Linked DNA regions of Homo sapiens: region 1 is linked to region 2. Evidence: chromatin loops called from intact Hi-C (ENCODE). Cell type or tissue: heart right ventricle. All regions are shown on one strand. Each heading gives the region's core, and the rest is flanking DNA. Links, peaks and the distances in the headings are about the cores only. Region 1 overlaps LOC100506532 (a long non-coding RNA gene). Region 2 holds the start of COL5A1 (collagen type V alpha 1 chain).

Evidence for each region. A loop is a pair of places that touch in the nucleus more often than their neighbours do. Peaks named below come from ENCODE experiments on the same cell type or tissue, not always from the same donor. Only the 100,000 strongest peaks of a DNase experiment are listed, where the experiment ranks them.
Region 1: a loop joins it to region 2, with 2.1 times the contacts of the local background. A loop is called at or near these places in 8 of 110 quality-filtered maps.

Annotation. Positions count from the first base shown.
Region 1 is chr9:134,532,299-134,537,662 of GRCh38, forward strand. All of the region lies in intron 2 of LOC100506532 (a long non-coding RNA gene), which reads left to right. Among named protein-coding and RNA genes, the nearest start is that of COL5A1, 110 kb to the right of the region's middle. In heart right ventricle, for the core only: no CTCF peak of the experiment used is centred there; no DNase peak of the experiment used is centred there; H3K27me3 peaks cover 2,995 bases.
Region 2 is chr9:134,640,017-134,645,380 of GRCh38, forward strand. It overlaps COL5A1 (collagen type V alpha 1 chain), which reads left to right and starts at 1,787. Exons shown (of 66, transcript NM_000093.5): 1 at 1,787-2,280. The coding sequence starts at 2,172. RefSeq lists enhancers at 2,766-3,472, 4,728-5,312. In heart right ventricle, for the core only: CTCF peaks have their summits at 1,502 and 2,688 (motif pointing left); DNase peaks (open chromatin) are centred at 1,635, 2,863, 4,825, 5,175 and 2 weaker places; H3K4me3 peaks cover 4,233 bases; H3K27ac peaks cover 4,271 bases; H3K27me3 peaks cover 814 bases.

The DNA of each region.
Region 1 (5,364 bases), core at 53-5,052, 110 kb before region 2:
GCCTCTGCTCTTTCCACTCCGCTGATGTGAAGAGCCTTGGTGGTAGCTGATCTGTCACATCTCACGAGGAGCCATGTCCAGACACCACCCATGATGACATGGTAGCACGTGGAGGACAGCAAGTTTTCAGCCAGAGGAAGGACACGAGTACATGGAGGTTGAGGGGCAAAAGGGGTGGAATGTATTGGGTGTATTTTTTTTCTTTTTTTAAAATGGCTTTATTGAGATTTATTTTATATACCAAACAACTCACCCATTTAAAGTGTATGATTCAATGTTTTTTGGTATGTTATTATTTTTAAAAATTGTGGTAAAATATATAAAACATACAATTTGTGGCCGGGGCCATGGCTTACGCCTGTTATCCCAATGCTTTTGGAGGCGAAAGTGGGAAGATCGCTTAAGCATTCCAGGAGTTTGAGACCAGCCTGGGCAACATAGTGAGACCCTGTCTCTACAAAAAAATTAAAAAATTAGCTGGGTGTGGTGGCACAGGCCTGTAGTCCCAGCTACTAGGGAGGCTGAGGCGGGAGGATGGCTGGAGCCCAGGACACTGAAGCCGCAGTGAGCCGCGATTGCACCGCTGTATCCAGCCTGGGTGGCGGAGTGAGACCCTTCCTCAAACAACAACAAGAACAATGACAAAAACCCAAAATAACCTTTGCCATTTCAACCATCTTAAGTATATAATTCAGTGGCATTAATTACATTGGCAATGTGTAACCACCACTATCTGTTTTCCGAATGTCATGAACCCAAAGAGAAACTACACCCACTAAGTAGTTAACTCCCCATTCTTCCCTCTTCCAACCCTGGTAACCTCTAATCTACTTTCTGTCTCTGTGAATTTGCCTATTTTAGATATTCCATAGAAATAGAATTATAGGCTGGATGCGGTGGCTCATGCTCGTAATCCCAGCACTTTGGGAGGCTGAGGCAGGCGGATCATTTGAGGTCAGGAGTTTGAGACCAGCCTGGCCAACATGGTGAAACCCCATCTCTACTAAAAAACATAAAAATTAGCCAGGCATGGTGGTGTGTGCCTGTAATCTCTGCTACTGGGGAGGCTGAGGCATGAGAATCGCTTGGATCTAGGAGGTGGAGGTTGCCTTCAGCAGAAATTGTACCACTGCACTGGGTGACAGAGTGAGACTTCATCCCTGCTCCCACCTCTGCAAAAAAAGAAATAGAATTACATAGTGTGTGGTGTGGTGTTTTTCATCGGCTTATTCATGTCGTAGCAGGAATCAGAACCCCATTCCTTTTTATGACCACATAATATTCCACTGTATGGAACGAACACAGTTTGTGTATCCATTCGCCTGTCCCACTTGGGTGGTTGGTGTATTTTGGGGATTGGAAATAGGGCTGCTGGGAGCCTGTGTGTGGATTCACTCGAGCCCCTGTTTCCAATTCCACTGGGACTATGTCTGGAGTATCATTGCTGGGTTACCTGGTAGTTCTGTTTAGCTTTTTGAGGCGCCACTGCAGTGTTTCCAACGGCACATGATGCATTTGCCGGTGGGTCTGTTTGGCCCCTCCATACCCACCCTCCACCTTTCTCGGCTCTGCTCTGTAACCGGACGTGGTCCTGGGTAGACAGTGCCAAAGGCCCCCTTCCCCTCCAATTCCAGGTTAGGCTCAGCCGGCGGGCGGGGTGACAGGAGGGAAGGCAGGGTGGGCGTTCCCAGGGCCCTCCCTGTGAGGTTGTCTCAGGGTGGCCGTGCAGCTGCATGGAGGTGGCAGCTCTCCCAAGGTGTGACTCCATGGGGATCGGAAGTGCTGCCTCCCTCCTCCCTGGGCCTGCGGTGAGAGCCCTGTGACCACACTCTCCTGGGGCTCCCTTCACCCACACTATTGCAAACACTCCCTTTGTAAATCAGCGGTCCCTGAATCATCTGGGCTGGAGTGAGTCCCCCATTTCCTGTTGAAATCAGCCCCCAGCCCCCGTGTGCTCTGGACTGGATGTGCCTTCGAGGCTGGAGGGGCAGGAGCTCCCCTCCTCGTAATCCCCAAGCCGAATGCCCAGCAGGACGCAGAGGTCAGTAGGGATATTTTGGACGCACGAAAGAATGGCCTCACTGTTTCGATAGTTGCTCACATATTCTAAGCACGTCGGAAACGCGGAGCTTCTGGCCTCGGGCCTGAGTGGAGAAAAGACCGGCTTCCCCGAGGGCTCTCTCGTCTATCAAAGGGAATCAAACTGACAGCTAGGTGCTGGGGACAGCCTCATGAAGAGGAGGAAGTTCACTCGGCAGAGGACCAGTGAAGGCTCTGCACTCTGGGAAGAACGAGGTCGTGGCTCAGCCCCACCTCGGGCTTACCTGGGCAGGTGACTTCGGCTGCCCGCCTGGGAGTGGGATATTCTTAGCTTCATGTGATGACCCTGTAAATAGGGTGCTTGTGGGGATGAAAGAGCTTCCTGCTCATGTAGGGCCAGGTAAGGGGACTTGAGGGACCCGCGAAGAGCCTGATGGTGCCCCGGGTGTGTGGGTGGCGGATCCCAGCTGCGTGGAGCCCCGGCTTGCACTCAGCATAGAGCACAGATGCACAAGAACTATTTGCTGAATAAACAAATAACAGAACATGGTAGTCCAGAGAAACCCTTGTTTATATAACAGGAAGACAGAAGAGAATGTTTATAGGAATATGGCTTATAAAGCCAACAAAACGGACACAGCTCAGAGGCTCATCAACAGGTGGCTGGACAAAAGAATGGGGCTGTATCCACGTGGTAGAATATTACACGGCAGTTAGGTGCGCGGATAATGGCTCCGTGTGCCCCCAGGCGCACCTTGCCATGGATGAATATCAAATATGATTGAGGGAGAAAAGTCAGGGAAAGAAATATATGTATATTCAATTTCATACATTTCACAAATGCTATACCTACTGCTGCCGTAACAAATCGCCGTGAATTTAAAACGTGTAGTTTAAAACAACACATATTGATTATCTTATGGCTCTGGAAGTCAGAAGTCCAGCATTGGTCTCACTGGTCTAGAATCCAGGTGTGGGCAGGGCTCTGGAGAGCAGTCCCCCTCCAGCACCTATGGGCCACCTGCGGTCCTCGGCTCTTGGCCCCACCCTTCGTCGTCAAGGCCAGCAGCATCTTCTCTCCCCGACCTTGGTCTCCATCCTCACATCTTCTCTCTCTGACTCTGACCCCCCTGCCTCCCTGTTGTAAGGACCTGATTAATTACACTGGACTCACTGCCCCACTACATCTGCAAAATCAGGTGACATATTCCCAGTTCCAGGAACTGGGACACCTTTGGAGGCCACCATTCTGTCTACTGCACAGATGAATGACAAACATGCACCCAGGAGAATGGGGGTCTCTGGGGAGGGCAGATGGGATAGGGGAGACATACAGAGGCACGTCTTCGGGGCTGGACAGCTTTATTATCACTGTTGAATTAAGAAACAGGGGTAGCAGTTTCTGCACCCACCCCTGTCAGGGACCCTCTCCAACAGCCCAGCCCCCAGTGGCTGCATCTCTGTGTCCCTGGCACACCTCACCATCATGATGGGGCTGGAGGTGGACATTGGTGAATACATATCCCAACTCCCTACCCCTGAGAGGGAGGGGAATTCTGGGCCCTTTTTCCAGAGCATCACCGTAGGGTTCCCCATCACCCTCCCTGGGAACTGGCTTCACATAATGTAAAGATAACCATTTTAAAGTAAGCAGTTCCATGGCATTTAGTACCTTCATGATGTGAGGCAGCCACCACCTCTGTCCGGTTCTAAAACATTTGCATCACTCCAAAGAGAACTTTGTACCATGTCCCATCACCCCCCTCCAGCCCTTGATGACTGTGGATCTGCTATCACCGCCGTTATTCCCCCTCCAGCCCCCAGCCCCTGGTGACTGTGGGTCTGCCATCACCGCCGTTATTCCCCCTCCAGCCCCCCAGCCCCTGGTGACTGTGGGTCTGCTACCACCCCCGTCATTCCCCCTCCAGCGCCCAGCCTCTGGTGACCGCAGATCTGCCTTCTGTCTTGGAGGATTTGCCCGTTCTGGACATTTCATGGAGATGAATCACACAACATGTGGGCTCGGGTCTGGCTTCTTTTCTGAGGCTCTGCCGTGTGGTCGTCTGTGTGAGAGCTCTGCTCCCTTGCATGGCTGAGGAACATCCCATTGTCCGGATAGACCACCGCGTGTGGACCCTCCTCTGCTGAGGGGTATCTGGGCTGCTTCCACCTTTGGCTTCTGTGAATTGTGCTCTAGGAACCTCGGTGAACACACACTTGTTGGAGTCCCTGTCTTCAGTTCTTCCAGGCACACACCTGGCTGTGGAGCTGCACGTGCTCTCTCGATGGCTACCCCCCTCCCCGGTGGCCCCTCTCCCCCCAGCATTCTCTCCATCCTTGGGTCCTTGTGTCAGGGGTTGCTTCTGGGGAAACGGAAATGTCACAGAAACTTAACAAACGTGAGATCTGTTAGTTCTGGTTCTGAGTCACCTTCTCTAAACCTGTGCTGTGCAATGTGGAAGCCACGGTCCGTACTTGGCTGTTTCAATGCAGGTGAATTTAAAAAGATGGACTTTAGATGCAGGTCCAGAGGCACAGTGGCCCCATTTCAAGTGGCCAGTGGCTACCGAATGGGACAGGGCCGATATAGGACGTGCCCATCATCGGGAAAGTTCCACTGGACAGTGCTGCTCTATATTTTTGGGAAATATTTTGTACTTAAAAACGTGCCCCAAAGAACCCCAAAGTGAACAACGAAAACAAGCCATTTTGGAGCATGAGAGTGGCACGGGTGCAGCAGGGGCAGAATCGGTGGGGCCAGGATCAGCGGGGGCAGGATCCGCAGGGGGTGCCGGCGGTGCTGGCTTGAACGAGCTGACTCCGAGCCCTTGAAGCTAGGGCTCAGCCTCTCAATCTGGAATGTGGCCCCTACAGAGCTGGGTGGGTCTGGGGACATGGATGAGGCTGTCCCAGGTGGGGCAGGTCAAGGCACTGCTTAGAGCAGGGTTCAAAGCTGGGGCGTGCAGACCCAGGAGGCCGTAGGGTCTGTAAAGCACCCAGAGGCCGGTACAGCTCCAAGCCCCAGGGTGCCTGGGGAGGGCAGGCAGGGCCAGGCAGGGGCAGACCCTGAGTGGGGGCTATGTGCCCCCTCCCATCTTCCAGGAGCAGAGCACGTGCTGGAGCAGGAGTAGTGGGGGCCACCCTCTCCATAGAGCAGGTCTCAGGCCAACCAGCTGGGCAACTGGACAGGCCCAAAAGGCCCCTGGGTCTCAGTTTCCTTGTGTCTGAAATAAGCAGGGTCTCTGGTCTCCTACAGGGCCAGGGCACTCTCTTCCTCCTGGCTGAGCCTCTGGTGCATTTGCTGAATTTTGCCAGCACCTCGGA
Region 2 (5,364 bases), core at 211-5,210:
AAGGAACTCCACTTGTGCTTGGGGAAAAAGAAGCTGGAACCAGAAAGCCTCCACTCTCTTCTGATAACCAGGCCATGGCCTGTGTCAGCACCCCTAGTCTTCAGGGGTGAAGCTGGCCTTGCTGGTAGGGGCGGGGGCACTCCAAGGACCAAGCACAGCTGGGGCTGGCGCGGAGTCTGGGGTTTGATGGAATTTCTCACTCATTGAAGTCCACAGGGAAAGTAAAGGGCCAGTGGCTGCAGGTTAACCAACGCACAGACACGCACACAGGCACACACACAAACACACACATGCACACAACTCACACACATTTTTGCCTGATCACATATGCCTTATACAAGTTGTAAAACAAAATAAAATCAACAAGGAAACAGGTCAGAACTAACATTTGCTTTACTGAATGTATCTCAAGCACCTCCCCACGTCTGTGTGTGAAGAGCTTCTCATTCTTTTCCTGCGAAATATTTGATATCTATGCAAGCGCATGTGGCAGATATGGAGACTAAAAGCCTCATCACCAAGTTAGCAACAGCGACCTATCACCCAGCTCCGGAGCCTGCCATGGCTATCCTGGCAAACCTAACCTCGGACGCCTCTCTCACCTCCTGTTTCCAGAATGGTGAGAATTAAAGAGCATTTGGGGAATTTCACGCCCAGTCTGGAGATGTAACTGGAGAGGGGAGTCCCAGCCCTGTCTGGCATCTCTGGCTAAATTGTTTGTTCAAAGGGAATGGGGATGGCCCAGGGTTTGCAAATCGTTCTTAATTCATTCTGATTCCCTCCTTTTAAAAAACTAGCCCTGCAGCCCTTGGGGAAGGGGTGTGGGTCAGGCTTCAGGAGGCTGTGCAGGGAGGCCAGGCCTGGGGAAGCTGGAGGGAGAGACGCCCACCTACCACCCAGAGACTGGCGGGCCTCCTGCTGGAGGAGACCCCGAGGGGCTTAAAGAAGCCAGGCAGGAGAATCAGGGCCCCAGCTCTTCTCCGAGAGCAGCCGATCAGGAATGCCTTCTCCCTGCGCCAGCTGTCACTCCCAAGGGGATGCCTTCTTTGGTTTCCTTTTTATTGCAGAGGGGCCACCAGGGAGTGGGCAGGAGTGAGGGGTGAGAGCCTGGGGGCCGCAGAGCCAAACTTCGCCTGATTAATAACCCAGATGTTCCCGTCCAAGCACATGGAGGTCCCGGGAGCTCTTGGGAAGTCAGACCCCAGCTCGGTCCCGTGCCAATCTGCAGTTAGGAGGCAGGTCCTCGGTCCGGGTTGACACGTAGGCCACAGTCTTGGGCGCCCTGATCTGGCTGGATGGGAAGTTTAGTCTCCACCCAGAAGAGGAGCTCTGAACTCCTCCACGTTAAAGAAAAAGTTAGGCGGGGTAAACTGCAACTTTCTTTTTAACCCGAAGTGATCAAACCTCGGGGCCCCTCTGCACTGGTTCTTGGAGCATGGCCAGGTGCGGGCACCTGGGGTGGGAACAGTGGGGGGACCAGGGTGGGCCCCTGGGCTCCGAGGCCGCCCCAGGCCCGCCCGCCTACCGGCTCTCAGAGAAAGAACAGGGGGCCGCGCCCGCCCCACGTCCGCTCCGCCCCGGGCCAGCCCCTTCCTCGCTGCGACTCGCCCGCTGTCCCCACCCCCTCGCCCGCGGCGCCCAGTGGGAGGCGGGGGCTGGCCTCGCCGAGCCCAGCGCCGGGCTCTGATTTGCTGCGGGCGTTGGGGATCGACAGCCTCCGCGGCTGCCTTCCAGGAGAGAGGGAGGGAGGAAAAGGGGGAAAAAAGTGCTCCGCGCCGAAGGCGAGGTCCGCACTCTCCGTCCCCGCGGCTGGCGCAGGACCTCACTCGAGCGGAGCGCCCACGGGGAGCGGGTCGCGGGGCGGCGGCGGCGAGGAGGAGGCGAGAAGGAGTTGGAGGAGGAGGAGGAGGAGGCGAGGGCGAGCTAGCCCAGCGGGGTCCCGGCCGCCCCGCGGGCCAAAGTCGAGCCCTCCCGCCCGTGGGCGAGCGCGCCAGCCGCCCCTTCCAGAACAGCCGCCGCCACAAAGAAGAACGGGGGGTGCCGAGGTCCCCATGACCTCCTAAAGTGGTGCGGTCCCTGCTGAGTGCGCTGCCCGGGCCGTGACCCGCGCCCCTGTGCGTCCCCGCGCGCCTCCGAGCGCCCCTGTGCGCCCCGGCCCGCGCCCCGCCGGCATGGACGTCCATACCCGCTGGAAAGCGCGCAGCGCGCTCCGCCCGGGCGCCCCGCTGCTGCCCCCGCTGCTGCTGCTGCTGCTGTGGGCGCCGCCTCCGAGCCGCGCAGGTAAGGGCGCCCCGGGGCGCGGGGCTGCGGGATGGGGCGCGCGCAGCCCGGGCGCCGCTGTCATCCCCGGGCGCCTTCGCCCGCAGAACTTTTCTTCCTTGGCCTGTGGAATGCACGGGCCAAGACCACGAATGCCATTTGCTGGGGGCCCCCCCGAGATGACGACACGCAGACACAATGCCCGCGGGCGCGCCGCCGCCCCCTCCCCAGACGGGCGGGTCGGGTGGGGCTGTCGCGCGAGCCGAGGAAGGACCGAGGGCTGGATCAGCAGGAGGGGTTGTCCACGAGGCGGGCAAACTTTTGTCCCAAAAACCTTCCTTCTCTGTCCCACATCACAGGCGCCCAGCTTGGGCCCTCACAGCCCTACAGCAGAACTTCCTCTGCTCCAAACCGGGCAGGGCCGCCCCCTAGAGTTACAGCCCTTCAAATCCCGGGACTCCTGGGGATGGGGGGAATCCCAGAAGCCTGGGCCCCCAGCACTGAACTTCCCCCAGGCACTGTCACTCTAGGCTGAGCTGGCGCCCTGCTTTCCCCAGGGACAGCGTTTCCTGCAGCCTTGGTCACCTAAGTGTTCGGGGGCACTGGGGACCCCTGCAGGGTGGTAGACAGCCCTGCTCCTAATCCCACCCCCAAACTTCTTGATCCCTGGAAGGCAGCTTTTCCTGGATTCGCTGCTGAGAGATGGGATGCGTGGAGCAAAGCCAGAGATGGGCTTGCAGGCGGGGCTGTGAGTGGTTGGGATGATATGCAGATGTGGGATTCCTTCTGCCAAGGGTCAGCCCTTAGAAGGAGGCTTGCTTCCCGGGGAGGGCGCTTCAAGGCGGGGACTGTCTGCGTCCCTGCCTGGGTTCTCGAGGGTTCAACTCTCCCTGGCGCAGCTTCCTGACGGGGGAGTTTTTCTAGGCATCGCTCTTGGTAGTTAGTGGCGGGGTGGGTTTTCACAGACTCTCGAACATCAGAGCCCCCAGCCCTGGAAGGTCCCCCGAATCCTTATTGACAGGCGGGGAGATGGAGGCTCAGAGCTGTGTGCTGCCAGGTCAGGAGAAGTGGCGGGCAGAGCGATGGGACGGTGGGCTCAGCGAACGTCTGGACCAGCCCGCCGCCTGCCAGCAAGAATGCTTCTCTCTGCTTCACGATTGGAAGACAAGTGGGAAGAATCATTGTCCGTGTTCCGCTTGTCAATTAAAACACTCTTTTCCTTTTTCCCTGGCACGATCAGTGCTTGTTGGGCTAACTGGATGAGCTGGAGTCTGGGTGTGGGGGCTGCCCTGGGGCTCTGGGGGAGGAGCCAGGAGCCTGGCCTGGCTCCCAGGACCTGGGATCTCATCCCTGGGCCGCCACCAACTCTCTCCTGACCCTGGGCTAACTGGGCTTGTGTTTCTCCAGGGGTTAGCTGAAGGTGGGGGACAACAGAGGTCCCCAGAAAAGTGGAGAGGAGAAGGAAGGTGTGGTCAGGGACTGTGCCATTGCCGGGGGACTAGGCCCTGTCTCAGCGCCTCTGGGGACTTTTCCCCAGAAACTCAGGAGGGAGTCCTTCAGGGGAATCGTCACCCTAGACAGCTGGGGCAGGGCACTGCCTGGGGACCATGCACCGGACTGGGCTTGGGGTTCCATTTCCCTCCCTGCCCATCTCCCCACCTCCACACTGTCTTTTTCCCTCTCTGGTTGCCCTCGCTAATCGAAGTGCGGCTCGTTGGAAGTGGGAGTGAGGATGGCCCAGAGCAGCAGGCTATGGAGTTGGACATTTTGCTTTTGTCAGAACAGACTTTTAGAAGCATGTGGAGAGACCACTTTTCTTAGTGAGTTTTGCCAACGTCTCTCCACCTCCCAGGGTGGGACCTATTTGGAAGTCATCCTTCGAGCATGGCCAGAGGGGGCGGCTGTCCACTGGAGATGCAGGCGCTGGGGGGAGGGGGCGGCTGTCCACTGGAGATGCAGGCGTGGCGGGGAGGGGGCGGCTGTCCACTGGAGATGCAGGCGCTGGGGGGAGGGGGCGGCTGTCCACTGGAGATGCAGGCACTGGGGGAAGGGGGCGGCTGTCCACTGGAGATGCAGGCGCTGGGGGGAGGGGGCGGCTGTCCACTGGAGATGCAGGCGCTGGGGGGAGGGGGCGGCTGTCCACTGGAGATGCAGGCGCTGGGGGGAGGGGGCGGCTGTCCACTGGAGATGCAGGCGTGGCGGGGAGGGGGCGGCTGTCCACTGGAGATGCAGGCGCTGGGGGGAGGGGGCGGCTGTCCACTGGAAATGCAGGCGTGGCGGGGAGGGGGCGGCTGTCCACTGGAGAGGCAGGCGCGGGGGGGAGCCACCAGCAAGTGCCTGCTGTCTTCTCCATCTTCGGATCTGCCAGATGTTTTCTGAGGGTTTTCTGAACACAGTTCTTTTGCCTGCTTTCTTTTGGCCAAGTGTGTGAAGGAATGAAAAGTAAGATTGCATTTGGGGCTGCTGAACAGTGTAACGGGGAAGGAGAGTATGGGAAATGAAACATGACCCCAATATTTGGAAATTGAGGTCATCTCCTCTACACGCCATTGGTTGACTCCAGTCACGTGATTGCTTTTTGCAATAATTTGTGGGGAGAGTCGGCCAAGTTTTGTGAGACTTGACAGGTATCAAATGGTTAAATTTCCTCTGACTCAATCAAGTTGGCTGGAAAGACATCCTTTTCCATCCTCTGCCCCCTCCCTCCCTCTCCCCATAAAAGAGCAGTGAGTGGGAGGAGCTCAGAAGCCCCAAGAATTCCCCAAGCCCTCTCCCTGCTGTGGTCCAGATTTGCCGGAGGGGTTGGAGTTTTGGTTGCTACCCAGGGCTGTGCCCACCCAGCAGTGCGGCAGCCCCAGGCAGGGGCGTGCTCCCAGTGCCAGGCTCACAGTGGTTTCTCCAGTGATGTTACTCCTGGGCTGCTCCTGCGGGGCTGGCCAGAGCCTGCTCTTCACCCCGCCCTGCAGATATTTCTGGACTCCCCACCGCCACGCCTCAGCCGAACACAGCTGGTGCTGCCCGTCCCGCCCTGCCTTCTCGCTGCCTGGCCTGTCTGCCTGCCCTGCCTCCTCCCTGGACCGCCCCATCCCACCTCCTGGGAGATAG